Linked DNA regions of Homo sapiens: region 2 is linked to region 1. A link is a loop called in an ENCODE intact Hi-C map of the cell type or tissue named here. Cell type or tissue: A673. All regions are shown on one strand. Each heading gives the region's core, and the rest is flanking DNA. Links, peaks and the distances in the headings are about the cores only. Region 1 overlaps DROSHA (drosha ribonuclease III). Region 2 overlaps DROSHA (drosha ribonuclease III).

Region 1 (10,272 bases), core at 2,818-7,817:
AAAACTTAATACTGATCTTAATGACAACAATATGTCAAATTTTGCATTAATAAATGGTGACCCCCTAGGATGACTTCATTTAAAGGTACCTTGACAAAGCAAACAAATGGTGCATTTTCAAAAGAAGGAATAAAAATAGCTTTCATTGAGCTAAAAAAAAAAAAAAGAATGATCTCTCTGTTTAATTTTTATGTGATTTTCATCTTTAAATTACTTTTCTTTCATTGAAAAAGAAGTTCTTTTAAGTTCCTTAGTCAGAATGCCTTTGCACTTTGTAAATAAGCTAGTTTTGCATGGTAGACTTTGATACTTGAATATAATTCCCATTGTCAAAAATACCGTAACATTAAAAAAAAAGTTCTAAGGCTCAGTGAATGGCCCACTTATTTTGAAGTAATACAAACAATACAACTATGTGTATAATCCTTTCGTTAACTATAATAGGATTATTTACAATGCTGCCAGACCATATCGGAAACTGCAAAAGACGACATTTGTCCGCAGAGCTTTGCACTCATTCAAAACAATGAATAATAGTTTCAGTATTTAGTGAATAAATTACCCTTCTTTCTTCTGTGCCCCTATATGAAGGCTGCTGGGTGGCAAAAAGGCTCTGATTTACAACAACTGATCTTCATATTCTATTACTGTTTCACACAAAGGGATGTGGTAGCTGAGTGTTAGGATGGAGGGGTATGTGTTGGGGGTACCACTGAACATAGATTGAACATAAAAATTCATTATTCACATGTCTTAGTTTCAAATTATTTTCCTTCAGAAAAGCTTTGGTAAAAAGCATAAAAAATTAAAATAGCAAACAAGGTTTCTTTAGCCAGAACATAATAATAATGAGGAGGAGGACAAATACGGTTACTTGGACTTAAACTCTGAACCTGGAGGTTGAGAGAAAAGTGTGTGGCACTCACATTCCAAAAGGTCCGCCAAGGTCTTGGTGCGAAGCGCCACAGGCCTCTTGGTCTTGTCGTTGGTTATGGCGTACTCCTGCATGCCCAGCTCCTCCGCTACCTTGGCCTGAGTTCTATTATTCACCAAAGAGCTTCGCAACAACTGCCCAAAAGGAATGGCGGTACATTGAGAACACATTTCACTTTTGACCTCTCTTATTCCTGGGTTGGACCCAACTAGCCTGAGAGGCTGTCACTGACAGGGACACCAAAATAAGTGAGGTCTATGGCCTCAACCATCACCCAGATGACAGTGATATGCTCCATGCCCATTTACCTTCTCCTTAATAACGTACTCCACTCTACTATCCTGGATTTTTACCTTACTGACATAAATGGCTCATTTACTTCTTTAGGAGCATTGGGGCAGGGCTGTGGTGGGGGAGGGGGGATGTATAATAAGATTTAAGGTCATAGTTTCTAATAAGTTTAATGCTACAAAATAAGGAAGCATTAAGAGTGTTAAAATCAATTTTATTAAAGTGTAACTTACATTCAATAAAATGCACCCATTTTCAGTGCACAGTTAGATGAGTTTTGAAAAACATGTACATTTTTATCACTCCAAACAAATTCCCAGCATCTCCATGCAGTGAATCCTTCCCAACCCCTGACCAGGCAAACGGCCTGCTTTTTGTCACTGTACATTAATTTTAAAGGATTTTTTTTTAAGTCTAAAATAAGCTTCAAGTTTCACGGCACTGATGCTAATTTTGATATTATAGGACTTAAGTGAGGTTTAAGTAAATACTATGAAAAGATTTAAATTATTTATTTACATTTTTATTTTATTATTATTTTAAAGATTTATGGTATCTAGCTTGAGTCTCAGTTTTTCATACTGATATCCTTTTTTTTGAGACAGGCTCTTGCTCTGTTGCCTAGGCTGGAGTGCAGTGGTGCACCATCTTGGCTCACTGCAACCTCCACCTTCTGGACTCAAGCTATCCTCCCACCTCAGCCTCCCGAGTAGCTGTGACTATAGGCACCTGCCAACATGCCCAGCTAATTTTTGTATTTTTTGTAGAGACAGGGTTTCACCATGTTGCCTAGGCTGGTCTCGAACTCCAGAGCTCAAGTGATCCACCCACCTTGACCTTTCAAAGTGTTGGGATTACAGGCGTGAGCCACTGCGCCCAGCCCATACTGGTATCCTTTGTCTCTAATCAAATTAAAATATAATTTTCATATTTCAACTTTAGGAATTCAAAACAAAAATTTCTACTAGGAATTTCATCAGACAGCTAAGAGTCCTCCAAGAATTTCCAACTAGTAACACTATACACTGCATGAAAATTATGCAACGAATCCATTATAGAAGTGTCCATAAAACAAGTATGGTTTAGGCATTAACACTCATTAACCACTCACTAGGGAAGAGGAGAGGAGGACAGCCGGGAGCAAGGAGGTACATACAAAGATGGGAACTCACCAAACAAAAATGGAACATAATCATCCCTGATCTCTAAGATTTGGGAGAGTAATGCATCTACAACTACAACTTTTCTTAGAATACATATAACAAATTCTCGGTCTATTAAAAAACTTCCTGCTAAGAAACATTCCTGAAAACAGGGACGAGGAACAGGAAGCAGCTGTGAGTTGTGCTGGTATTCCACTCCCTGCTGTTCCATGTTGCACTTTCTTTATTAGATGCAAGTTTTATGCTCTGTGGCTCCATGGTGTCAACAGAGCTTATGAAAATCAAGATTTATTCTTAGTGTCTGATAGTGAATCCTTGACAATAGATAAATAAGAAACAATATGTTCTTAATTTGTCTGACAATGATTCATGAAGCAAAAATATAACTTGATCTTCATAAGCCATGCTTGCTGTTGAATTTCAGGCTATGATTCTTTGCCTGTCTCTGCTTTCTTTCCTCCTCCTGTCTCCCCCTTAGTCCCATCTTTTCTTCAATATAGAGTTTCACTAAAATTAACATCCATAGAGGAGCTCAAAATTACAAGGCTAGCATATAACATTAATATAAGACCCAACCAATAAAGAGCCCACTAGCCTAATATCTTGTAATTATGGAATAATTGAGCTGAAAGTGATATATCTTTTTTGGTTTGGATTTCATATGGGGACGGGGAGCTTTCCTAAAGTAGAGGCTGTGGGGGAATAGGATGGCTACTATGGGAACAAGGCTATGCTGAATAAGTTGGGTCCTCTCCGAATATATGCTTTCGGTATGGGAAGAAAACTCTTTAAGCCGTGTATATGGAATGTTCATGCCTCAGATACAACAAGCCCAACGCACACATGAGCACACACAAATGATGATACCTCACTGGCGGCCAGGCCCCACCTGCCACCTTCCAGTGTCAGGGCCCCTCACTCAGTGCTATACAGTAATGCTGTCTGACGGTGAAGGAGGAAAGCAGTGAGGATGGAATCAGAAGTGCTTCCAGTTTTATTTCAGACAAGCCCTGACAGGTCTTAAAGCAGAAGGGTGGCCAATAATAAGTGAGATCTGTAAGTTCTTGCCAAAAACCCAGAGCCTGAACCAAAAATCAGTGGGGGAGAAGGAAGCTACACATCATCCATATTCTCATCGTCAGTTTAAATTTAGAAAATGAGTTGAAAAGAGAGAAGACCTTGCTCTTTACCTAGACAAGAAAGTCTGAATGGCAGTTCTCTAAATGACAACTTTCATCCTTGTCCTTTGCTGAACTCTACTTCATAATGAATCATGTTATTTGCCAAAGAACATGACCCAGGGGTATCAGCAAGAAAGAAAACCTGAGGTTATGGCAGTTCAGTGCACCAGTGGGTGCAGACCAATTACATGCCAGGCCCCGTGCTGACAGCTGAAGATCCTGAGAGGAGCAACGTGCTGCTGCTGCCCTCAGGAACTGACACCCTCCTCAGAAGCCACGTGCAGACCGGCTGTTGCAATGCACTGTGGTGGCTGCAGTGCCAGCACAGAGACTGCAGATACATGCAGGTGCTCCTCTAGACCTCAGCTTTCCAGGGAGGCCTCCTGGAGGAGGGCTGACATTTGAGTAAAAGCATTTCAGGGCCTCATTTACCTGGCTGTAACACCAGAATCATAAGGTGCTTCTGAAAAGCTGGTGCCCAGGCTTCTTTCAAGAACCAACGAATCAACATTTCTAGAGATCTAACTTTTGAAAAGATTGATGTAGGTGGATTCTGATGAACACAGAATCAGAAGTGAAAAAGACTGAGTCAGCCAGTGAGAGAAGGGTGGGAAAGGGTTTCCAAGGAAGAGAGAGCAGCTATGGCAAATGCAAGGGGCCATTACACAGCAAGGTGACCACTGGGTGGACCTGGAGGGGAAATCAGAGCCAAGGGAGGAGAGCTGATGCAGTGAGGCTGGCAGGTGATGTGAAGAAGACTGCACTTTCCTGTAGGGGAAGGGGAATCCCAAAAGATATCAAATGGGGGCAGTTGTGAGGTAATTTTTTTTTTATTTTAGAAAGATTGTTTTGGCGGAAGGATTTAAATGACATCAAGACATGAAGTTGAAAAGCCTGTAGATGGTGATGTTATAAATTACTATTTTACAAAGGGGAAATATCTATTTATATATTTTAGTGGAAATCTAGAAAATAAACATTAAGCACCCAATTGAGCAGAAGACAGTTATCAGACTATTTTGCAAACAATGCCTCGTGTTAGAGATAGCAAAAAGCAAAAGATTTAGCACCAAGTTACCTGGGTTCAAATTGTGGCTCTGGCACTTCCTAGTTAAGTGAACCTGTCTAAGTTATTAAATATCTCTGAGCCTCAGTTTCCTCATCTATAAAATGGAGAATGTAGTACCTAGCTCTCACGATTGTTTTGAGAATTAGAGTGGATGACATATAATCTAACTACAATGACTGGCATATGATAAACACAACAGAAATGTTAGCTGTTGCTGTGTTATTCACAACAGCATCATCATAATTCGACAAAATATGTTTGCTCTTCAGTTATGGGAAAAGGTTCTAGAAAATTCTAAGAATTCCTCTGAATTTGTTTTCAATGTAAAATGTTTTGGATACCCGTCCTGTCCACTCACTGTCCTCAAAATTCCCCATTTTACCAGGTGCTAACCTGTCATCAACAACTTTAAAAAAAATACTTCCAAAAAGACAAAGTTTAATTTGAAATCACCAGAAATGACTAAGAAGACTATAATTAAAGCTCTCTGTAAACCTGAGGAAAGGACTGCTGAATTCCTGGTGCAATGTCAGAGACCAATGTAAATATCCCAGATCTCAAACTCTGGTATTGAGAATCCAGGATGTTTTCTATTATGCCAGCATAGCAGTCTTTCATCATTACTTTAAACTTTCATAAGAAAAAGATTTATTCGTTTAAATAAAACATACATATTGACAATCTTCCTTCAAGTTCCCAATTTCACTCTTGAATCTGAAGGGAAAAACCACAGCTGGGGGATGAGCTACCAAAGAGGGACACCTAGTGTAAATTAAGCAGACTGTGATTTATTATTTTGAGGGCTTAATATAAGAACACGGGGTGAAAGCAGAATATACTATTGAAAGTGACAATAATATGCCACACAGCTCTATTATAACAAGAGTGGTCGCCAGATGGTCTCCATTTCCTGTGATAACTAAAGAAAAGGTACATAAATGCTAGCAGGCAAATACAGGTCAGATACAAAGAGCCAAATTATGTCAGTGACAGAAATCCTCATACAGGAGGCTGTGTAATCTATCTTCTCAACGAGATCTTTTAGATAAAATACCTGTTTGTCTGAATGATTTATGCTCAGTGCTGTGTGGAAGCATCAGGGCAGGATTAGATCACTGGTTCTTGAGCTTTTTATCTGTAATCCTTGCTCTCTTTCCCATTATCCCAAATCATTAAAAACAAACAAAAACTGTAGGTTCATCACCGCTATAGTGCATGCCACCATTGGGTACAGTGCCTTGAACACAGCAGGCACGGAGATTAGCAACTATTTTTAGCAAAGAGTAAAGGCTAAGAAAGAAGAATGATACAGAGGAGAAAACTCCTATGGCTTAAGATTTCCAAGGGTTACATTACAGGCATCCTGGCCTGTGTAAACACTTAATTTGAGGTGTTCTCACAATTTATACCTTGACCCTACTGCATACACCAACCTAAAAACTAAAAACTTCAGCATATGAAACAGAACTTCCCTCTATAGCCCAATGCAAACTCGGTTATCCTAGAACAATTGGATAAGCCTAACACTCCTTCCCGAGTAGGCCTTTTGAATAGCCAACTTACAGAACAGAATGTTTTTCCCCATCAGCATTCAAAACTTGAAAGCCATATTACATTTGCTCAATTGTCCTTATTCCCTTTAAGTGTGCAAGGGAATGGCTCAAAGCTAATTAATGCCTCCCAATGTGAATTACTGTAGCTGTGTGCTCTTTAATCACAATAATGAATCATTTGCCATCCCCCAACCAATGCAACTGCAATAAGTAATCCTCTCCAAATTTTAAATTAATTTTAATCCTTAGACACTCATAAGTAAGCCTTCCGCTTCTTCCCTTATATATAAAGCAACAGTCCACTTCCCTCCAGTGCCACTGCCTCTTCCCTCTTGACTTAGCTGACTGCACAGTTGTCACTCTTCTATTTATTTAGCAAAGATATACTGAGGGCCTATCATATGCCAGGCACTGCTGAGCATACAGTGATGAACAAAAACATGCTCTCAAAGAACTTCTAGTCCATTGGGGTAGGCAAACTGAGGTAAAGGCCAGGAAGGAAAACAACACAGAATTTTGATGCGGGGGCGGGATGGGTAAGGGTGGTCAGGGAAAGTTTCCCGCATCCAGAAGTCACACCAGAAAGGACATCTAAAGGAAGAGTAGAAGATACCAGGCACATAAAAGTAAGGGCTAGAACAGAACAGCTTCCAGGGAGAGGAAGAGCATACACAAAGGCCTGCTGGCAGGAGGAGGCCTGGAGAAATGCAAATAGCAGCTCAGTGCAGAGGTGCAGAGTGAGAACAAGAGCCTGTGGTACGAGGCTGGGCAGGCGGGCAAGGCCAGACCACCCAGGGCTTTGCCTGTTCTTTAGAAACTATCTGAAGAGCAACTGTAGAGAGTTAAGCTGGGATAGGATGATCATTCAGTCAAAGCATACTTGCTGAGCACTGATATGCCAGGTACTTCCCAGGGACCAAGGAATCAGGAATGGAGAAAACAAACAAAAACCCTGGCCTTCATGGAGTTTACACTCTGATTGGAGAAGACAGATAGTAAACAAGTACATTACATACTATATGCTAAGGAGGAGAAAGGCATGAGAGGTTCCAGGCTGAGGAGGTGTGCTAGGGACAAGGGGAAGTGGTTGCCTATTTATTCAGGGTAGGTTAAGGAAGGCCTTATTGATAAGATGACATCTGAACAGAGACCTGAAGGAGGTGAGCGATTTGGCCGTATAGATTACCAGGAGAACAATACTGCAGCCAGATAAAATGCACTGCAAAGGCCCTGAGGCAAGGGCTTGCTTAGTGTCCTGCAGGAACTGGCATACAGGCCAATGTGAAGAGTCTTATGAAAAACAGAGACAGGGAGCCAGTTCATATAAGGTGACTGTAACAACATTGTCTTTTACTCTTGAGATGGGAAGGTTTGGGAGGTTTTGTGCAGAAGAGGAATGTAATCCGGCTTCTCTTTAAAAATGATCCCTCTAGATGTGCTGAAAATTGACTGGGGCGCGGGGTATGAATCACTTGGGAGGTTATAGCTAATAATCTGGACTGCAGTGGCTCAGACCGGGTGATAACCATAAAAGTGGTCAGAATCTACACAGAACTTAAACAAATGTACAAGAAAAAGGAAAGGGAAAAGGCCAAAGACACAAATTAGGAAGTAGTGTAAAGATGTATTCAAAGCCATGAGACAGAATGAGATCACTTACGGAGCAGAAGTTGACAGAGAGGAGGTCTGACGACTGAGAACTGGGCCACTCCAATGTTAAGAGGTGGAGAGAGGAAGAGAAACAACCAAATGGGACTGAAGATGAATGGCTGGTGTCGTCACAGTGTAGTCACTGTAGATGAAAGGCCAGCGTAGATTTGTTGTGAAGAGACTCCTTTGACTACAGCATGTAAAATGGATTGGGCAGGGGCATGAGTTGACATAGGAAGACCAGGGTAGGAAGCTGCAAAAATGACTTCACAAAGGCCTGAGATCTGGGCCTCTTGAAGGATTTCTGCCTGAGAGGCTGTCCATCTCTCAGAGTTCAAAAATGCCCGTAAGAACAGCAAAGGCAGGCTTTTCAAATATTAGGATACATCCAGGAGACACCTGGGGACTCCAGCAGCCCACTCCTCTCACGGGAAGATGCTGCATTGCCTTATGTTTTGCATGAACACAACCTTCAGATTCCTATCCTTTGCAATTTAATAAACATCACTTCTTTCAACTGGGTCTCTATCAATCACACTGTAACTCTATGTGTGTGTGGTGTGTGTGTGTGTGTGTGTGTCACAGAGAGAGAGAGAGAGAGGGAGACAGAGAGAGAGAGACACAGAGAGAGAGAGAGACAGAGAGAGGAGAGTCTTGCTCTGTTGCCCAGCCTGGAGTGCAGTGGTGCAACCACAGCTCCTGGGCTCAAGCGATCCTCCCACTTCAGCCTCCCAAGTAACTGGGGCTACAAATGCATGCCACTCTACCAAGCTAGTTTTTTATTTTATTGTAGAGATGGAGTCTCATTATGTTGCACAGGCTGGTCTTAAACTCCTGGGCTCAAGCAATCCTCCCAGGTTGGCCTCCCAAAGTGCTGGGATTACAGGCATGAACCACCATACCTGGCCCTTGTAACGTATCAATAGTTATGCAGAAATTAAACTGCAGTGGTCCAGGTGAGTAAGGCAGCTAGGGAGGATGTGGGTGACAGAAAAAAGCTCATAAGGAAGAGGATAAATTCAAGAAATACTTGAGGAATAACACTGTCAGGGCTTGTGAATGGACTGGGATACAGAAAAGGGAGATAGAGAGAGGCATTCAAGATGTCTCCTAGGTTTCTGACATGCAACACTGAATGGGTGGTGCTGCCATTCAATTACTCAGGGAATACTGGACGAGGACCCAGGCAGGAGACTACAAATTCAGTCTTACACATGTTGAGATGTTGAGAAGGCAGCTAGGGCTGGAACTCAGAAGGGAGACAGGACTGAAGAGATCAGTTTAGAAGTCATCTGCCGGTAAGATGAAACTGATGACACACATTGAAAAGACTGGTAGGAGAGACTCTATTAAAAAGAGAACATGGCCTAAGAGTGAGCATTTTAGACATGGACTGTTTATTAGCTGTGAGACTAAGATGTGTCTGCAAAGTAGGCTGAGAAAGAGTAGCTAAAGAGGTAAGAGGAAACCCAGGAAAGTGCACCGTGACAGAAGCCAACAAAGCTTGTGTTTCAAGAAGGAGGAGGGAGCAGCCATGTTAATGCTAATGGGAGTTGGTATCTGTTAGAATCTGCATTTAGCTTATTCTTTGTCTTTGTCTTGCCCGCAGATCTGCTGGTCCTGCTAATTTCTACCAAAGCGTTCTGTGAATATAATTCAAAAAGCCTTCACATAATTTTATCATTTGTCAACATCACTGTAATAAGCTAGTCAAAAACTTTCTAATATTAAGACAGCAGGGCTGTTAAATACATTTTGGATAAAACTACACTTCTGGCATTGAAGTGACTTTGGAAAGAACACAGAACTAGAGTCTCTCATCTAGTCCTAGTTTTACCTTTCTCTAGATCATGGACAGGACTCATGCCTTTCTGAGTTTTGGTTTCCGTACTGTTCAATGCTGGGGGTGGGGGAGTGGGGTGGGAGGGAAAATGTACACGGTGAGCAGGTGGGAAACAATAAACTTCCCATCTCTATAAGATCCTAGCGTTCACAATTAATTTTGTAGGAATACCAGGGGAAATGTGTGTATTTAAAGCAAACATTTTCAAAAGTGGCCTCTATAGGGCCCTAAGATGAATTACTATTTCAAACTATTTAGTTGGTTTGGCCATTTCTCGGGCCAACCAGATACTCTGACACGTATGAAGTGTCAGAGGATATTGAACATGCAATTTATTGTTTTTCTAATGAACAGTAAGATACTATAGTTCATTTCTCAAAAATGTTTATAGTTTATGAATTTAATATTAAGTCATGAAAAAGACACTTTCTTGTCCACCTAAAAACTGTTAACTTTAAATGGTAATCAAACTTAATATAAAAAAAGAGTACTGCTGATTCCTCAGCACTTATGATGGAACTCAAGAGATACTCATCGAGTGAGTGAATGCTAGGCTTAGAAATTCCACTGAAAAATGACATCTAAACA
Region 2 (10,272 bases), core at 2,788-7,787, 54 kb after region 1:
CAAATATGAAGTATACACTGATTCTGTTCATTAATGCCTTCAGTTCTCTGCAATATAAATTGCAATGTAAATTTGAGTCATCAGTCTAGAAAACATACACTTTACGAGTCTGCTTGTATGGCTGCTGGATTATCTCTTTTGTATAAGCACCTATACATGTGCTGCAAACAGGCAGATGCATGAGCAGATGCATGAGGACAGACTTACCTTTATCCAAAGAGAAGACACTGAACTGAACACTACTAAGTAAGCTTCTCCCTGCCCCAGCACCCACAAATACAACATACACACACACACCAGCATCAAAACAGACAACAAAAACAAAATCCAAATAATAGAAAACAATTTATAGTTGATATTCCATTTAGTCTCAAGGTAGTATTTTCTAAAGAACATTCTCAATTAAGAAACCCTCAGTACCAGATTTGTTTTAAAGGAAGAAAAGTATGGGCATAACTGTGTCCTCAGAAGTCTCCCCACCTGACAGACATCAGAACGGATGCCAGTTTTCCAGAATCCTTGGCTACTTAGCTCCACCGTTACTTCTCGTCTCATTGTATTCTTCTGCCGTATTTTTTGGAGGGCTTCCTAGAAAAGAATTCATTATGATGAGTAACACAACTGCTATAAAGCAATAGTAAGCCAAACATCAAGCATTAGAAAATAAGTTGGATTCATTTAATATTACCCCTACATTCAGATACTCAAACCTCTTCATACAAAATTACAATATTTTCTTTAAAATGGAGGCTGGAATGCTCAAAGCTTGGGGTATAACACAGCCCAGCCTTTCTTGGCAACTAGATAAGAAAAACTCTAAACCAAATCTACCATTCTGGTATTTTTGAACAAAATATGCCCTTTCATTGATAAAGGAAGCAAAATGTGGTTTGGGATTTGAAATGAGCATGTAAAATTTTTATCAAGCCTCATGTTAAGTATTTACCTCTAAGAAAGAAAGCAAATTAACCTGCGACCCACATAATTCTAATAGTTGCCTTCTAACTTGCAAACCCTTATAAAAACTCTTGCTACAATGGCATACTTTATATAAAAAAAGACTATGATCCAAAATATCACCTGTGAGACATGATTAGGAACTAACTCTTCCCTTTCACGGCCCTTCAAATAATTGTAAAAATAATTGTATATTTGCATGCATGCAACTGAATCAAAATCTCATAGGAATTCATAATAACAGGAACCACCCCCACCCCCACTATTGATTAAGTTCCTTTTACAGGCCAAATAGCACAAGAGGCCCATTAAATGGCGTATTTCAGAAGTTCATGGAACTACCTTTTTCCTTGAGTGCACCAACGGAGGAACACTTCAGTCAGCCTCTCAACCTTAGTTCCCTCCTTTATAAACAGGCTGATTGGCCTAAATCACAGTAAGTGACAAAGCCAGAATTCAAACACTTTTTCCAGCTTCAAAGCCTTGCTCTTACACAACCCCAGCAGAATAAAACCTCCCTGAGACAATAATCTATGTTGATACTGAAACCGTTTATTCTTATAATTAAAACTAAAACGTAAGTTATCCTGGATTACAGGGATAATACTACCCATTAGTAAGGAAATATGGAATTTGGGATATGAAACCTTACAAAATAAGTTTACCATACTAAACTGGCAGACCAATGGAAGACAATCTTTTCCAACTTTAAGACCAAGAAATCTGAGTAAGGCCCAATGTTGTATAATGTGCAACCAAATTAAAGATAAAAGGCTGATTCAACAAATTTAAGCTTTAATATCTATAAAAGATATGTTTGATTCCCAGTGGTAATAATCCATTAAGAAACTGGCATTTTAGGGATTGATACAGTTAGGATGTTTTGGCCCCTCCAAATTTCACATTGAAATATGATACCCAATGTGAGAGATGGGGCCTGGTGGGAGGTTTTTGCGTCATGGGTGGATCCCTCAAGAATAGCTTGGTGCCTTCCCCACAGTAATGAGTTCATGTGAGATCTGCTTGTTAAAGAGAGTCTGGGACCTCCCTCCTCCCTCTCTTCCTCCCTCTTCTGTCATATGACGTGCCTGCTCCCCATCCACCTTCTACCATGATTAAAAGCATCCTGAGGCCTCCCCAAAAGCCAAGCAGATGCTGGTGCCATGCTTCTTGTACAGCCTGCAGAAACGTGCACCAAATAAACCTCTTTTCTTTATAAATTACCCAGTCTCAGGTATTCCTTTAGAGGAATGCAAAACAGACTAATACAGGGATAAAAAGGCTCTCTTAAATATTAAAAGATTTTTTAAAATCAATTCGTATAATAATGGGGGGAGGAGGGTAAAGTATGATTTTTTTAAAAAAATATTTTTCCATCTTGTACCAGAAGTATAGTGTGATACAACAATCACGAAATAAACCTGAAGCACATCATCGTTAATCACCAAGGAATGGAGTTTGATACAGACCTCCCTCTGTGCCAGCTTCTGTTTGTCAGTTTGTTTGACTTTGGGACTATTTGCTAGGAGGTGGCGAAGTTTCACATAACTCTTCCACAGTTTTTGGTACCTAAGGAAAAGGACAGGCAAACATCTCAGGTAAAGAGGAGGTAAACCTAAAATGCAACAAAACCAGTTATTTTAAGAGGCCTCTTCAAATCATACATTACATTCTTTTGATTATTCTTAATGGCAGAAAGCCATCATTCTAAGGAAGGCTATGACTTTGAGGCTGAGAGTCAGGATGGACAAGAGTCAACTGGAACCTGGTGATTAAGTTGATTATTGCTTATTTCAGTTGGAAATGAGGTGTGACTATATGAATGAATCTCTGGAAAGAATTCCAAAGACACAAAAACACCTCAACCAAAGGAATCATCCTGTTTCTCACTGTTACCTCTTGAAAATAACAGATTTTATTTAAATATACACTTTCTGATATTTGTTGAAAGAAAGACCCCTTCCTTAGGGAGACTGTCAGTTGCTGAACTACTTATACCAAATATAAGTTGAAGAGTATTAGAATAGAGAACCCCATTTGTGCCAAAACCCAAGCTACATAGCTGTATCCATTTGTCCACTGGAGAGGATAAAAGACTAATGGTGTATACCAATTTGTATTTACCATGACAATATAAGCATATTTGTTGCAGCCAAATAAGTGATAACCTAGACCAGTCTAAAGGATACTGTCAAAGCGTCCTGGAAATGAAGCGAATATGCAGTCCTTTATCAATTCACAGTCCTGCCATCTGAGAGTCCACGAGAGCCTCATCACATTCTACTAACATTTTTCTGACAAGAAGGGATTTTCCAAAGATTTTCTGTCACATTAAAACTGTTCCTTTCTTGGCCTTAGCTGGGCCTCTCCTTTTTTGAAAACTTTTTTTTTTTTTTTTAAGAGAATGGAGGAAAGAAAGAAGTACTTACACAGTGCCTGGTTCACTGCTTCATACTTTTATCCAAAGGGGGAAAAAAAAGAACAAAACCCTTTAGCCTCTTCTAATATATGTCAGCCAGAACTGTATTTATGAATTGAAAATCTCCCATGCCCTTTTCTCCCACTATGAATCCTTTTTAAAAAAAAAAAAAAAATAAGTCAGGAAGCTGTTTGTGTGTTTAGCAAGGTAGGAAATCCAAACAGTCCCGAAGAATCTAATGGTACTATCTCCATTCCCACACATCCTAAATCTTCTCCCAGAAAACACTAACATGCCAGTTGGAAAAATCAAAACGTGGAAAGTTACATCAATCCTAAGAGTCAGAAGTCACGGCTCCTACTTCCAACACAACCTTGACTTTGCATGTGATCTTGAACTCTTAAGATGCCCCCAAAAAGAGAACTCTGCATAAATTCGGCAGTGCTAGGAACCAATATGTGCTACTTTCCTCTAGAGGGCACTGAAAAAATAAAAAATAATAATTATTATTATAAGGATGAATAAAGAAAAAGTTCCTTAAAGTTTAAAAACATACAAGGACTTATGTTGACCAAGTTTGCCAAAAATATTCTATTGAATAATAGTTTCTTGCACTCAAATATGTACAGAAAATAATTCTTCAGGAGCTACCACAATTGTTTCATTTGGGTAATCTAAATTGGAAGTATGGCTCATTTCAGGTCTTAATTTTTAAAAAGGAAACATCCACTAAAGGGTATTTCTCTGCTAATTTGGCTGTTAGTAGAAGGTGAAATTGGCTAAGACAAACACTGAGAAATATCTTACTGTGGGTCTCCTGCATAACTCAACTGTGCAGGGCGTATCCCAAAGTGGACGATAATCGGAAAAGTAATCACATCGGGGTTGAACTGTTCACGATCCAGTTGATCGATACGGACAGAGCTTGGTTTCTAGAGAGAAAAATCAAAGCCATTTATTCCCATAAGAAGTCTTTATGTATTGACTTTAACCTAAGTAGGGAAGGAATAAATCGGACTTTTTTCCAGGAAAGCCTTGTCCCCAAAGGGAAAAGGTCATTTAAAACCCTTTAATTACAGCAGCTATACTATCTAAAAACTATAATGTCATCCTTGTAAATGAGCCTATGCCATTTGGCATAATGAACAATGATTTTGTCCTTTTTTGCAGTCCACATAGAAACCTTTAAAAATTAAACTTTTAAAAGGACACCTAGTCAGATATAACTTTTCCTTAACCTCTCTGAAGGCACAGGGGAAGGATTCCACATCACAGGCAGAGCCTCTTCTGCTTTAATTTCACATTTCAGAATGCACAGATGCCTCTATTTAAGTTTTTTCCCTCACTTGTTCTCAGTGGATCTTATGTATTCCTTTAATTCTACATCTTTAAGTTAGAAAGTATAGTGGTGCAAAGGCCAAATAGTTAAGCTTCTTTTATTATGTCCATGTAGGACATTTGTGTATTTTAACAGAGAGCCTCATATTTTTTTCTTCATGTCTAATAAAGGAAGAAGTGAATGGCTCATTCCTTCTGGATCATTTGTGAAATGGCTTTCATCTTGAAAGCTTAAATTTATGAAAAGATGGTAAAATCACAGAGAACAGGTTTCAGCAACCTCCTTCCTTATAATCACCTCTCAGGACAGTCTCAATTAGAGATTCAGTTTTCACTAGCACACTGTAGAGTCTGCGGCTCAGTTGCTTTGGAGGCTAAGGCTGTTAAAACTGATTCACACAGAGGCCAATAATCTTCATTCTGTCCCACAACAATGCCCAACAATTAGAGTCTGGTTGGCTGCCTGGTTTCCCTGGGACAGAGGAATTTCAATGCTAAAACCAGGAAATCTCTCAGCAACTGGGACAAACTGGTCACTCTACCTACAACTGTGATACCAGCCAGCCATCTGACAAATATTCAATGAGGTGACAAAAGGGATAAACTTGGGTGAATTCACCCACATTACTTAAAACACTCAAACCTTTGGGAGGCCAAGGCGGGTGGATCACGAGGTCAGGAGTTCGAGACCAGCCTGGCCAACATAGTGAAACCCCATCTCTACTAAAAATACAAAAATTAGCCGGGCGTGGTGGCGCACACCTGTAGTCCCAGCTACTCAGGGGGCTGAGGCAGGAGAATCACTTGAACCCGGGAGGCGGAGGTTGTAGTGAGCTGAGATCGCACCACTGTGCTCCAGCCTGGGCAACAGAGTGAGACTCTGTCTCAAAAAACAAAACAAAACAAAAAAAAAACCCCTCAAACTTTTTAAGTGTCATTTAACAAACAAAATGTCACTAGCTTCTTGAAAAGTTGGTCTCTGCTCTCAAAATTTGAAAATGGAAAATATTTTGTTCACATGTAATCCATTATAAAATTATTTAAATGCCCATCAACAGTAGCAACGTGCTATTTAAGGTCAAAGAATTACTTTCATTATTTTGTACAACAAAACAGCAGGATACATTTTTAGAATGCGAACTGTGGAATAGAATGCTATTGAATTATTCATGTTTCTGTGATTTTAAACACCATGCCATGGTACCAACACAGGAAACAGTGATTTAAAATATCTATAGTATCTCTAAATTTATGGCAGGGGTTGAGGGAGCAGGAAATGAAATATATTCTAGACTTTGGCTACACCCTATAACATTTATTATGCCATCTTTGTTTAAGAATAAAAAATGACAAAAGTCACTAATGACAAAAGTATTCCTTGGAAGATTAATTCTTTTAAGTTCTGCAGCAATATAGTATTTAAAGTGACCATAATGGCTTGAAATTTTTAATAAATTTCCCAATATTCTTGCCATTTTGCAATCTTTCAAAGCAAGTCCTACAGAGGATGAAATGTAGTGTGGTGTCTACCTTGTCGTATGAGTAACTTGCACACTTCTCAGTAGGATGTTTTCATAATACTGAATTCTCAAGATTTTTTTCCTCCTTTAAGCATATCTTCAGATAAACAGTATAAAAGAATTAACTTCAACACATTCCTAAGCCTGACACTGAAACTTCCAATAAAAATCTTTCATACTGACTAGGTCTGACTTCATGTTGTTAATACTGGCTTTACAGCATCTCAAGGATGCACAGTTAATCATGCCAATAATTTCTACAATTTCTCAATTCCTCAGAGATCTTACTGTTTAGGAAGCACCCCTGGCAAGCCTATCCCAGTGATAGCTCCTAAAATGAGAGGCTTTCCTGATGCATCCATTGGCTCAACCATTCATCAAAGACTCCTTTCATATGTTAGTGGTCTTTGGGTTTTCACCTGGGCAAGCATCATACATTAGTTTGGTGCAAAAATAGTTGCGGTATGGCAGACCCCCGCAACTACTTTTGTGCCAGCCTAACATATAACTTCACTAGCACCTGGCTCATATAGTAGTCCCTTGACAAATTAGTTGAATGATGATCATGGTGATCATAAACTTCATCTATGCCACTGGCTCAAAAACAAGCAGTGAGAAAATCAAACGTTTGAGGATTTTTTTTTAACTACAGAAAACTGGGCCTCACTGCCTGGAGTATATAAGGTAGCTATATCCTTAAGCCAGGGTATCCTTAAGTTTTTTTTTAAACTCTCCAGCTGATTCTAGATTTCAGGAAAACGTAACTATACCATGGAAGGAAGTCCAGGGTGAACGTGCTCCCCCCGTGTCTACCACAGAACATGGAACTCTCCAAGTGGAACCACCCAGCTGAAACTGGACATCTGCCACCACCACCGCCCCATCCTCTGACTCAGCATGAAAAGTGACAGAGGGAATATCAATATATGCAACTGTTTTAAGAATAAAAATAGAATTCACAGTCTTACTCTGAGAGTGTTATTACTTACATATTTCTTTTAAAGTTACTTTAATAATTATGTGGCTTAACAGTATAACAGTAAAAATTATACGATTTTCTGGTTTTAAACATGTTTTATGTTTAAACATATTTTTATTAAACAATTTTACTTTCTGGATTTGTTTAAAAGAATCCATACTAGCCAGAATGTTTTATTTGCAAATAGCAACATTTTGTTTGTGCAGATGTTACTGTCATGCTACAAAAAGTAGATCCAGAGTTTTTAGTTTATGAATCAAAGCTATTAAGCAATTGGCAGCTTTTTGGAAAACAACAGCTTTGTTAAGTAGATTATTCCATTTATTTTCACGGAAATATTTTAATTCTTCATTTCTATAAAATTTTATCCTTATAAGATGCCAACATATAACTATTTTATGAAACAGTAACACTAATTTAGAAGAAAAAAATTGATATAAAGAAAATGTTATGTCTTTATATAAGAACTAGTTTTCTTTTAATTATATCCTTTTAATGTTTGCATTTTTTACTTCTAAAATTGAATATTAAAAGCTAATTTTAAAACAAAAAACTTAAGTAGCACCCAAAGAAATGTAAAATATTTATAATAATTATGGCGGAGGATCAATAAAAAAGAAGGCTACAAAAAAGATCAAAGGATATTAACAAGCAATTAACAAAAGAAAACATGAATGGGCAATAAACATTTAGAAATCAAAATAAATACAAAACTGAACTAAGACATTTCCCGCCCCCCAACTCTCATCAAATTCCCTTAGTATAACCAGCATGAAGATATGGTTGCTCTCATATGCTCCCAGAGTACAAATTTTACAGCCCTTCTGGAAAGCAATCTGCAACATGCGTCAAAAGCCTTAAAAATGTACCTATCTTCAGGTAGAATAAATTTACTAAATTAGGTGAATTTACGACCAAATATGCCTAAATTGTAATATTTTCTTATTTACTAAATATTTAAAGGAAAAATTATCCAAGGACAAGAGCAGTGACTACCTAAAACTTTTAAAATGTGCTGTTACTGTTTTCATGAAACATTCAGATCTGGAAAAGAAGGTCCTCCAGCCTCTGAATATACAGACACCAGAACATACCGTCCCAGGGTTGGTAACAATCATGCCTTTGCATTCTTCTGCATATTTCTGCCACTCCAGCTCCTCCCACTGAAGCATATTGGCAATCTCCTCCTCAGGCACCAGGGCTTTGCTGCACCTTAACAAGTACAGGAGAATCTGGTGCATGGACAGCACTTCCTTTCCTCCATCTTGGGTGGGAATGGGAGTGGAGAGAAGGGGAAAAATAAGGCTACTCAACTTACAGCAAATCAACAACTGAATAAGGAAAAAAACAAGACAATGGAGGAAAAAGAGCACATACAAAAAGGTAATGTAAAATTTACACTGTTTAACCAGGTGCCAAATAATATGAAAGCCATTTGTTTCATTGATGAACAGTGCTCATAAACCATCTCATTTACTAAATTGGCAACAACAACATTATAAATGATAAAAGGCTCCATTTGTGAGGTATGAATATAAAAAAGGTGCCTATCTAAATAAATTTAAAGCCACCTAGCATAAATAACCATAGTTTATAATATACAGAACCATGTTAGGTCTTAAATATTTTATCATTCTTTCTGAGGTAACAGATGAAAGCTCTTTAGAAGTGATGTTACTGTCTTAAGGAAATTCTAAGCTTTTGTGAGATATTTATGGATGTCTTCAATAAGCTGTTGTTGCATTATGGTCTAATTTTTTGGTGCTAATGTGCTGCACCTGCCATGATGAACAGAGCTAAAGAGCCTGTGCTAATATCATGGAAGATCATTATGGAGTTAGTACATGGAAAAAAAACCAAGTGCTCTGAGGCCTACAGAAGCATATAGCACCAAGTACAGGGGATAAAAATAACAAAGGGCATCATTCAAGTACCTTGGAAAAAGCCAATTAATCTAGTATTTGATGAACTAAAGACATCCACTTCATTTGGGCATTAATGTGGGGTCCACAGGCTTCTGCCTTCTCTTTGGACTTAACTTCTGGACCAACATGGGCAACCATTTTATATCTCTTTTCTTTGCCTACACCCAACCAAACAAAGGACAAGAGCCCTGAAGAGGACAATCATTACCCTCTCCCAGGTTATGAGATAGGCTATGAACAGTAGTACAGGACCAAACACTTCAGGGAGAAAGAAAGGGACAAAGAGCACAAGATGGCAGCAATGGGATGGCACAAAAGAGAGTGTCCTCCTTGGTCAGAGGAATTAGTGGCACCCAGTTTGAGTCTGGTGCACTAAACAAGTTTAATGTGAATTGCTGTGGGCTAAGAACTTAAACAAGACTGCATGTCTGAGAGAAAAGAGAGAAAATATCAACATTTCTGTGTGAGCTGTGTTCCTCCATCTGAGATGTTACTCTGGAACTAGACCACATTGCTGTTCTACAGCCAATATATATGTAGGCATGCATTCACTCATTCATCCAAATATTCATTCATTCAACAAATATTTATTGAGTGCCTTTTATGTAACAGCCACCGTTCTAGGCCCTGAGAACACAGCAATGATGGAAACAGCCAAAGCCTTGCCTTCCTGAAGCTTCTACTGCAGTAGAAAGAGACAATATAAAAGAGCTACATAAAAGATCAGGTTGAGGTGAGTGCTACAAAGAAGAATCAAACAGGACAAGGAACTAGAGTTGTATCTAAAAGGATGGATAAGAAAGGAATCTTCTAAGAGGTTTCACGTAGGCAAAACTTGAAAGGAGCAAGGGAGGCTACCATGCAGCAGTCTGGAAGAGGAGAAGAAAGAGCAAATGCCCTAAGGTGGAGTGGAACTGTTGTGCCTAGGAACTGCAAAGAGGCCACTGTGGATGGTGTGAAGTCAGAAGAATGTGAGAGAGGCAGCAGGGAAGTCAGATCTTACAAAGCTTTACCGCTCATTAAGAGCTCTGGAGTTGACTCTGAGATGGGAGCATGTTTTTCACCATATGTGCCATGCACTGTGAGTGGTCCCATGTCAGTATCACTAGGGAAAAAAATGCCACAAGCTCTAGG

What was found. Peaks named below come from ENCODE experiments on the same cell type or tissue, not always from the same donor. Only the 100,000 strongest peaks of a DNase experiment are listed, where the experiment ranks them.
Region 2: it touches region 1 in a loop (2.1-fold over the local background); 1 of 110 quality-filtered maps calls a loop at or near these places.

The regions. Positions count from the first base shown.
Region 1 is chr5:31,409,820-31,420,091 of GRCh38, forward strand. DROSHA (drosha ribonuclease III) reads right to left here. Exons shown (of 36, transcript NM_001382508.1): 31 at 927-1,068. Among named protein-coding and RNA genes, the nearest start is that of DROSHA, 120 kb to the right of the region's middle. In A673, for the core only: a CTCF peak has its summit at 5,369; no DNase peak of the experiment used is centred there; H3K27ac peaks cover 1,348 bases.
Region 2 is chr5:31,463,756-31,474,027 of GRCh38, forward strand. It overlaps DROSHA (drosha ribonuclease III), which reads right to left. Exons shown (of 36, transcript NM_001382508.1): 17 at 8,308-8,477; 18 at 4,184-4,308; 19 at 2,427-2,526; 20 at 481-588. Among named protein-coding and RNA genes, the nearest start is that of DROSHA, 63 kb to the right of the region's middle. RefSeq lists an enhancer at 3,793-3,962. In A673, for the core only: no CTCF peak of the experiment used is centred there; DNase peaks (open chromatin) are centred at 5,906, 6,396 and 7,066; H3K27ac peaks cover 2,343 bases.